Regions from separate parts of the Homo sapiens genome. Here region 2 is linked to region 1. The links are chromatin contacts, found by Hi-C in ENCODE. All regions are on one chromosome and are shown on one strand. Each heading gives the region's core, a stretch centred on a gene start or an enhancer-like site at or near the end of the contact. The rest is flanking DNA. Distances are from core to core; before and after follow the strand shown.

Region 1 (5,187 bases), core at 787-3,286:
AGTCTTCTGTTGAATTTTAAAACCAATTTATTGAAAAAATAGGCTGAATACAGGGAACCTGAAATTTACCAGAGTAAGAAAATATCCTGCTGGGGTAAAATAAGCAAAATCTCTGCTAAGTAACAGATCATATTTCTTCTGATCTATCTAAGAATTAGCACACACTGTTGAAAAGGGAAGTATGCTTTTGAACATTAAATATGTGGTCTTCAGGCGCTGATAGTAAAGGCTACTAGGAAGGGCTAGAGCTTTTTCAGGTAAGCACATGGTCCCCTAGTTGTTCTCCAACAGAAGTTTCAATCATACTTGTCAAAGATATCATAAAGTTTTTAAAAGGATGAAATTTTTTTTTCCTTTCACTTTTTTCTCCTTTGAGTCTCCTCCCTCCAGAAGCATTTATCTCTATGTGAGCCTACTAAGATTCTGTCAGGTTCCCTGTCTAGGTACCCAGTAGAGACTAGGGCTAACCCACAATGGCCATGACTTCTTTCTTCCCCGCAGGATGGGCACACAGAAAAAAAATAATAATAAGAGCATACCAGAAAATTGTAAGGAAACAGATGATTAAGAAAATGGGGAATTTAGATTCTAGTAACATTTTAACATTCTGTGAAAGTCAGGGGAACATGATATGCCAACCAGAGGGAGAGAGCATTATCAAGCACTCAGTAACAAATCTGTGGATCTGTCAACCAAAATGTTAGTAAGATGCTTCTTTTGCCAAGATCCTTAAGATTAATGGGGAAAATCTGAATTATACAAACACCATAGCTTTAATAACTATGAGAGAAAAGTCTCTGAGAGATTATTACGAATATAGAAACACTTCAAGTCCTACAAATGCATATACATTATACTAACAAGGAAAAGCCTGGATATAGAACTAAAGAGGGTCATTTCACTCTCTCTCCTCTCTCTCTCTCTTTCTCTGTCTTTCATACATTCTCTAAAGCAATAAAAGGTTGTCAGATCAACCAATAAACCTCTAAAACTCCAAAATATGTCTGAAATCACAAAATAATATTCTTTGCATGATGAAATGTACTCTGTCTCTGATTACATAGACCTCAATGTGAGAGTGCCTTGGCCTCTATTATTTAAAGAATACTATGGAAACAAAAACTTTAATACAGTAAATCTGCGGTTGTAAACTGCTATCACATAAATTAAGTCTGGTTTATCAATAGTTTTTGGCCTCAGATATCTATTTTATTAATATTCTGAACAATCTGAATCCCTAGAAACACTGGACTTCCAGGCCTATGTGGGGCATACGCTCATCTTTTCAGCCCTCTCCTTCATGCCACTCTCTTACCACTTCATTTAGGGATTTGAATTAGCAACTCTAGAAACAAATATAAAAATAGCAGTGAGGCAATTAATAAATACAGGCTGGGAGAGGTCAAGAATAAATTATGTTGCTGAATAGCTAACCTTAAAGATATCACTAATAAAAGTAAACTAAAACCTTGCTGTTTGAGGGTTTTTTATGTAAAACAACTAATTTGACCAATTAGCTATACATGTGGTTATAAATTAGGCAATATATTCAGCTAAAGAAAAGCAAGGCCCTCTAGATACCCATGTTGTAGAAGCTGTCACTTAATGACATAAATAAGCTCTACGCCAAACAGAAAATGCAATCATAATTAGTGGTTTTTTTCTAAGTAAAAAAATGCAATAGTCAAAACACTCATAAACAATTATAGACAAGTTCCTTAAAGTTCTGAGATTATTAGCTGGGGCTTATTAACCACAAATACTCAACAAACAGTCACTTGGTAATTATGCTAGGAACACTCTTGTTAACTTAGAACCAATTCTAAGAACTGATGGTGAAAACCAACACAATTAAAATGAAACTAGAGAGCTGTACTGAGGGGGATGAACTCAGGAAACCCAAGCTCTGTTGGATTGTGGAGACTTGAGAGAATCCATGGGGTTAGAACATTCAAAGTAGTCACTTTTGACAGCCTGAGTACAGTTAAGCCATTGGTGTTGTGTGTTGCGGAGGTGGCATCAGGTTTCTGGCAAGCTGCACTGGAATGAAGGAAGCAATACCTCATGACATTTGCCACACCATATGGCAGGTGGAGGTTTTGCAGAATGCCATGCAGTGTCACCTCATCACAGGAACTGTTCTAGTGAGTGTTACTTGATACATGTAGCTTGCGAAGGAGTTCAAATTCCTGTAGATGATTACATTATCCAGAGGAAAAGACAAGGGCTGAGATAACCTGAGAATTCTGGAGGAGCCAAGCCAAGAAAGAAATTCTGTATACAGTGAGAATAAACTAGAAATTAGAGGACCAGCAAAAGTCAGGGGAACAATACTCAATGGATCAATATTTACTGAGCTTTGAATAAAGTGACTAAGGATGTGGGATCTAGGTCAGACTGGTAATTAATGTTACTTCCATTTCTATTGCAATTTTCTCCAAAAAATAAGCATAATTGCTATTTATTATGTACTTATTGTGTGCTAGGTACTGCGCTTTATGCTTTTCCTGCTTTAGGATGCTTAATGAACATTTGCTGACTGAAGGGATGAGTTAATTCTTCCAGCCACCCTGCAAGGATTACAGATGAGAAGTTAAGCATCTTGTTCAAGCTGTGCTACTAACAGACAAAAGAAATAAAATAAAATCTAAGTCTGCCTCACTCCAAATCCCACGAATTTTCTACTGTTGCTTTGGGCATAGCGTTGATAAATGAGCAAAGTTACAAGTCACCAATAACCACTCAACGAGTAGTATCAGAGTAGAATAAGAAAGAGAATGGCTGAAAGAAGTGCAGCAAGAAGAGTCTGAACAATATCTGGGGACATGGAAATGATATGAGGGGCAGTGACTTTGATAGATGGAAGCTTAGAAAGTGAGAATGCTGGACTTGGATTAGGTACTCACCTTCTGATCGCAGACATTAAGAATCTGCTTGTCATGAGGCATGATTTCTTGTAGGATGTAGGCTCAATATCTCTGAATGGTGCTCTCTATAGAATGTTCTATTTCTGGGGCTGGGAAGGTTGGGGGGAATGAATGAAAAGATTGTGCAATATGCGTGCGGTCTCAGATGCAGGTCTTTCTTGACTCTGAATGCTCACATGGTTGTGGCTCCCAAAGTCTGGGGTCTCATTAAAGTATTCTCTCACTTTATGCACATAATGAGTTCACAGGAGGAGGGATTCAAGCAGCCAGCATTTTTCATCTCCTTATCTATCTCTGTGGACTTTCATCTGTAACCAACTATGGGACTTGTAAGCTGGGACGGTGGGGACCCATCTGACATTATGCCTGCAATTCATTACCACCTCCTACGCCCTCCTGGAAGAATTTTCAAACAGTTCTTCCAACAACAATCCAGCTAATATGTATATTCTCCTGGAGTAGTGGCTCTACTTGTCCAGACAACATTATGCTTGCCCCATGCCGGTGTAGACATCTCTGCAGACCATAAAAATTATTGTGTCAAGCAGTTAAGCCATTAGGCTATTGGGTACAAGAATTGATCTGCTACCAATGCCATTTGCTAATGCCATCCAGTGTAGGATAGATGCAAGAAGCTGAAGCTCAGCCAGTGGACTTTGTTTTACAAATGCAGCTGCTTCTCAATTATCCTGAATAATGAGGAACAGAAACTGCCTGAGAACAATGATGGATAGGTCTCAAGCTGTTTTCAGTAAAGTACATCTCCTATAGGAGGGTTATAACAAAACCACACAAAGAGTATGTGTCCCTCAATATAAAGTGAGGACACCTAGACTGATTTTGAACTTATATTTCTAAGTTACACGGATGTTAAACATTGAATTGCAGCTGAAGCAGATGGACATAACTCCAGAAATCCAGGGAGGCTGCCAAAAAGCCCAAGCTAACAGATTGCTGTAGCCATATAAAATAGGTCAAGTTGGACCTTATGCATGCTCCAGGGAAAGCTCTGAGACCCACACACATGCACACACGCATGCGCACGTGCACGCGCGCATACACACACACACACACACACACACACACACACAGAGATTTGAGACATAAAGCCCTGATTATGTAGATATTCTATATATGCATATATAAATATCCTTATATGTACCTGCATCTATATCTATATACATACAGCTAAGCAGAAAGTGACATTTCCACACTAAAGTCCTGTTCTGCAGAAATCATTTTTAAATACAAGCTGCAATTGTTGTAGTATGGGTAAGGCTGTGCATACCAAAGTCCTGATATTTGCAGTAACTGAACCCCTTTGGAAGAAGTCTAAATTAGCATCAACAATCCTGAATTCTATACAAATAAAAACTATGTATTTTGACTCTAGAATATCACCAAAGGAGACATTCTAGATCTTCAAAGGCAATATGTTAAAGCATTCTGGATAAAATTTGAAGCATGGGAACATTTCATCTGCTTCATCATGGAAATCTGTTGCAATTATTACTAACAAAATCAAGTGTCTTCAATTAGTGAAGTCTGTTTCTAAGGAACATACATTGTTTCCAAATTACCATGGCTTCCTCCACTCTTGTAACCTACTGTAATTTTTTCCACAAGGGTTATTAAGTAATTCTGTTTGTCTAAAGCTGCCCAGAAAGTATCCCTTCCAAGTACTATTCTTTTACATTTTTGTTCAGAGCAGAGCTGTTGGATGATGCCTCACTGTTAGACCAGCTTTAGTAATCCCATTAAATAATGCAATAACAAGGGATACTTGAAACATGGGACAGCTGTATAAAAAAGATTTTCAGGTACACTGGAGGTGGATTATTATGGCATCTCCCAGATGCTGATTTTTGCCTTGGAATCACCCAAACTAACCCCTGATGGGCATCTGTACCCTGAAGCTTATCACAGACTCTTGTGTCTCTGCCTCTGCTCCCGCTCATAGGGAAGCTAACACTGGTCCAAGTCCTATTTCAGAGCTTAAATAATGAATTAAGTGTTTTGGAAATAACTCCTTTATTAAGGAGTAACTGCTGGCTCAAATCTTTGGCCAAGTGTCTCATTCTATGATTCCTGTCTGCCTGCCTGGACTCTATTTTCCTTACCTTGTCACCTTCTAAACCTGGACTTGCAATATGCAGGTGGAAATGCAGAAAATCCACCCAGAAGAGCCTGTTGAAAGGCTATTTGTAGTTGCATAGGGTAATTTTGTCAGTCACTGTTATCATTTCCTATTCTAGAGTTT
Region 2 (5,187 bases), core at 1,753-4,252, 130 kb after region 1:
TCAAGTTGCCTCCTATAATAAAGGTGGTGGCACTAGACCTTAAGCATAGGTCTAAACTAGAGCAAATTTCTTAAGCCCGTTTTTAATCAGAAAGGCAGAACAAGTTCAAATCCTTTCCATTCCTTTATCCTAGTAGGGTTTTTAGAACACACCAAATAGCAAGAAATGAATGCAGCTTTAGTAATTAACATTGATAACTCTTCTCAGCCTCCAACTGAGTGAACAGCCTCTTTCAGGCCAGTCAAGAACCATTCTGTATAATCCTATCTGCATGTTATCTTGACAGTGGGAGATAGTGAGTCATAGACAAAGGCCAAGGTGTTGGGCCTGAGCTAACCAAGTGCGTTGAGAATGGAGGCAGTCTCCCAGGATCTGGGACAGGTGTGAGGAGCCACCAGGAGCCAGGGACCATTAAGTGGATGGGTTAGTCAAAGCATTACTTCATAAATCCAGGCGGCCACAGAGGTCTGCGTATTTACAGACACCACTTGTCAAGAGAAGTGGCAGCCTTGAAACCAGAAGGCACAAACACTGAAAAATCAGGTGGTTCAGGCTGCTAATGGTCCTATTAGGCAGTCACGCATCAGAGGACCCATGGTAGACAACAGAGCACCACAAAGGCCCCATGTGGGGCATGGCTTCTATGCTAGAATCCACCTCTATGCAGACAAAGGACTATCATGTGCTTCTTCTCTTAAACAAAGAAATCCATGTGTGGCTTGTCCAGGGCATTCAGATGCAAACAAGCAACTTAGACCACCAAAAAGGGATATGGCATTGGCCAGGGATATGCATTCCTGAAAATGTAAAACATTACTTTGTGCCTCCTTTACTTAAAGCAGTTAGTGAGTAACTAAGTTACGGAGAAGCTTAGAAACTAAAACACTCTGGCTTGCTTTGAATGTGGCCATTTTTACAGGTAAGAAAGCTGGGACCCAGAAAAATGCACTGATTTACCCAAGGAAGCAGAGCTGGGAACAGAATACGAGGCTTCTAATCTACTGATCATTTCACTGTGTCACACTATTTAAGATGTAGAAACAGCTGAATTCATCTTGTCAACTCAGAATCCTTTAGTATCTGTGTCCAGAGGAGGATTTGCCTCCACTCTAAGGGCTTTGGGTTTGTCTGGGAAGGGCTTATTTTTCACTTGCTTTCTTAGGTAGGAAATCAGGGTGGGAGATCTCAGTCAGCATCAGTGCCTTCCTTCCTGTGGATCTGGATGTCTTTTAATGCACTCATGAGCCTAGTGTGAAGCCTGGCCACAGAGATCCTGAGAATTGTACTCAAGAGAGTTTGAGCTTCAGATGTCATGGGTGCTCCCTGTTCTAGAGATAATGGTGTAAAGTGACACAGACACAGCATGTGCTGGCTGGAGGACAGATAAAAATAACAAATAGTCTTAATTGAGTACAGTGATTCAATTTTGCAAGACAGGCAGCAGCTAAAGAGATCTATTGGCACTTTATAGGTAATGTTGAGCGATAAAATAATAGTGATGATTATGCAGAGGACGAAGAGTAGCAAAAATTGCAGTCTCTGTGTCTTGCACAGTACTTAGCCCATAATTAATATAAATTATGTATCTTAGCCGACAGTACTTAGATGCATAATTAATATTACGGAATCGGATAAACTGAACTGATGACTATGACCCATAATCCATAATCATGACCCATGACCATGACAGGGATGGTGCAAGATTAGTGTGAATTCTGTTTCAGTAGGTGAGGACTAGCACAGACTGGAGATAAAACTGTGGTTTGGCATTCTTCCATTTTTACCTTGCTCATTTTTTAAGGCAGGCAGTTTGTACCTCATTGATTTTCACTGCTCATCAAGTCCTATTAGCCTATTCATTAGTGATGGCTTCATTCCCTTCCCACAGTCTGTCTCCTGAATGACACTTCCTTGTGTTAAGGCTGTGCTTAGCCCTAGCCATGATTGCTGGGTATCGACAGAATGTGGCATGACCAGCAGGGCCTGCTGGCTGGCAAGTAGCACCCTTCTCCAACAACACATTGGTACCCACAGAAAGAAGGTGGCAATTTCCATTACAAGGAAGATCAGGTTGTCAACTGATATTATAGTTCCAGTCTCTCTCTCTCTCTTTCTGTCTGCCACCCACACACCTTCACACTCACTTGTCTAAATATAAATATGAACACATTATCATAACCCCAAGCCTGTTCTTGCAGCTAAATTTATTTTCTCACTGGAACCACAGTTCACTTGTCAGCCAAACTAGAGGCCCAGAGTCATCTCTCTTTGTTTTGCTCTTCCCCACATCTGATCAGGCACCAAGCTCCAACCATGCTTCCTTAGACACCACTCTTGAGACCTCCCCTTCTCTGTTTTTCCACTTCTATTGCTCTAGTATAGTTACTATATTATACTGTCATCTTTCACCTGGACTTAAAGACTCCAGATAGTTCCATCTTTCTAATTCCTCTTCCCCAGTGCAAAGTGAGGATGCAGAGTACCTGTGGAAAGGCTAAGGGAAGACAGACTCCAGGCATGAGAGAGAGGAATACCAGCAAATATGTATTGAACACTTAATGTGCCAGGGCATTGATTTACTAATATTTACATTTGTTTTTACTTAATTCTCACAAAAACCTGAATGTACATACTATAATTATCTCCATTTTATGGATAAGAGACTCAAGGCTAAGAAATTTTAAGTGATGTATAAGATCGTATATAAGGAAGTGGCAGAGCTGGACTCAAACCAGGGGTCCAGTTTGTCTAACTCTTAGGTCCGTGTCATTGTCATCACCACATTCTACCTTTCTAGTTGCTCTATACTAGAGGTTATCACCTAAGGGGTTTGTTAAAACTGTGTTTTAACAAACACAGATTACTGGACACAACCCCCCAGAGTTTCTGATTCAAGTCTGGGATGAGGCCTGAGAATCTGAGAAGTTGCATGTTTATCAAAGTCCCAAGAGATGATGATGCTGCTGAACCAGTGACCACACATGAAAGCCTTCGCCCCAGCCTTTGGCATTTATTTTTGGCACTTTCTCCTCAGGCACAGCACAAGTGGTTCAAACTTCAGGCTTACATATCAGACCAGTTTGAGTCCTGGATCTGCTACTCAGTAGCTCTGTGTCTGTGGGCCACTTTATTTAACCGCACTAAGCCTCAGCTACCCCTTCTACAAAATGGGAATAGAACCTACCTTGCAAAGATGTTTGAGGACGGGGAATCATGTATATAAAACTCAGAGCTCTATGATTTGCACAGATTTGAACTTAATAAATGTTAGCTGTTTAGGAATTTACAAGTGTAAGAATTTTATTTTTTTTATTTCATTTAACTTTTATTTCTGTTCGTTTCTCTCTGCCTTTTTTGTTTCTCTCACTGCCTCAGATGGCTTTGCATTTGATTTTCCTTACATTTGGAATTTTGTTCTCCAGACCTTTGCATAGCTCACTTCTTCTCACCACTCAGGTTTCAGCTGAAATGTACCAGTTAAGGAAGGCTTTGAGCCTAGATGAGGGTACCCTTCTCCTATCCGCTACCCACGGCACTTTCTCATTGTATGCTCAGTGGGTGGATTTTTACATTGTGATCCAATTTCTGGAATAGTAATAGACATTTTCAGGTTTTCTACTTCTTCTACAATCAATTTTATGTTTTGGTTTTATAGAAAATTGTCCATTTTATCCGTTTTCAAATTTACTGTCATAAATTCATTCTGTGACATTAACTTCTTCTTATTCTCTACGATATCAGTCTTGTACCCCTTTCACTTTCTAATATTCTTCGCACCTTCTCTCCATTTTTGTTGATCATTCCTGCCAAGGTTTGTCTATTTAACTAGGCCTTACAATGACCCACTTTCTGATATGTTTGAATTCTCTTTATTATATCCTTGTTTTTACTTATTTCTATGGTTTATTTCCTTTCTTTCTTCTTTCTGTCTTCTTCCCCTGACTTATTAAGTTGTATACTTAGGTCTTTAATTATTGATGTTTCTCCATTTATTCTATGAGCATTTAAAACTGTCAACATTCTTTGAATCTCAATCATGGTGGCATGTTTCTTATATGACTTTCAATACGTTTGAGCTACTTGAGCAAGTAAAACCTGTTGGAATTCAGAAGGCCCTCAGTTCAGACTCAGCAGAGGATTTTCTTTGGCTTTGGCCAGGTGCCCAGGCACTGCCAGACTGGGACTACTGTGTTAATTTCTCGGTTTAGGGTTTCCCAGCTCATGCAGGTGTTATAAATTTAAACCTCAAACCCACACAAGGGCAGGGCTGTGGTGATGAATTCTCGAGAGAGACAATTATTTTTTTCTTCCTCCTAGATTTAAAACAAAGAAACAGTTCTCTCGTCATCTCCTTAAAGGCAGTTTCACTGAGAGGGTAGCACTTCAGGGCCCTGAATTTATGGGACTTTCCCCTTCTCACGCTTCTCCTTACACAGGCTCCATCTTCTGCTCCATCTTCGCCTCCTCTCCTGGGTGTTGCCATTACAATTCCATATTGGTAGATGGCCTCAGCGAGATTCAGTGTGAAGTATTATTCTAAATAATTGTTTAGTTTTTATCTTTTGATTTTTAGGATTTTCCTTACTTTCTTGCTAGTTTGGCTGTGCATTCAAAAAAACTCTCTATTCTTTCTGAATTGTATGTTGGGATAGTACAAAAGAGCTTATTTTGAGACTATTTAGTCTGCCATCTTACCAGAAATTGAAGTGACTCTCATGACTCTTTAGCACATCACTGTCTTTTATCTCCTCTATAGGCTCACTAATGCCTGAATTTATTTTACTTATTTATGAGTTCATTTTCTGTTCCTCTGTTGCCAAGTTAAAAGTAAATAACCTGATGACAGGGTCTCCATTCTGTACACTGGTATAGCCTCAGTATCTAGAAAAGCTGTTGGCGTGAAGTAAGACTCAATCAAAATTTGTTGGTTGAACGACTGATAAGTAAATCATGGAGTATACATATGTGGACTATATCCTATGCGAACTTTAAAAGTAACTATTTATAAAATATCTCTGACACAATAAGGTAGAAAGTCAGGTTATTTAATAGCATGTGTAACATAACCTCTATTATAAAACACGTGTGTGCATATGTGTGTTTATGTTTGTATTTAAAACTATCTGGAAGAATATGCACAGAATATTAACTGTTTATCTCTGGTTAGTGAGACTTTTCATAATTTTT

Evidence for each region. Hi-C counts contacts between places; a loop is a spot of excess contacts on that map. Pooled maps may share reads with other maps.
Region 2: a loop to region 1 is called in a pooled map of gastrocnemius medialis, with 8 times the contacts of the local background. The contact joins two enhancer-like sites. A Hi-C loop is called at or near these places in 2 of 168 maps with a recorded cell type or tissue (left cardiac atrium and right cardiac atrium) and 4 of 50 pooled maps.

What each region holds. Positions count from the first base shown.
Region 1 is chr5:67,675,740-67,680,926 of GRCh38, forward strand. No RefSeq gene overlaps it. Among named protein-coding and RNA genes, the nearest start is that of LINC02242, 32 kb to the left of the region's middle. Within about 2 kb of position 2,037, at least 2 of the 41 ENCODE cell types and tissues checked have a DNase peak (open chromatin) inside an H3K27ac peak, as active enhancers do.
Region 2 is chr5:67,805,548-67,810,734 of GRCh38, forward strand. No RefSeq gene overlaps it. Among named protein-coding and RNA genes, the nearest start is that of LINC02997, 15 kb to the left of the region's middle. RefSeq lists a silencer at 4,268-4,327. Within about 2 kb of position 3,003, at least 4 of the 41 ENCODE cell types and tissues checked have a DNase peak (open chromatin) inside an H3K27ac peak, as active enhancers do.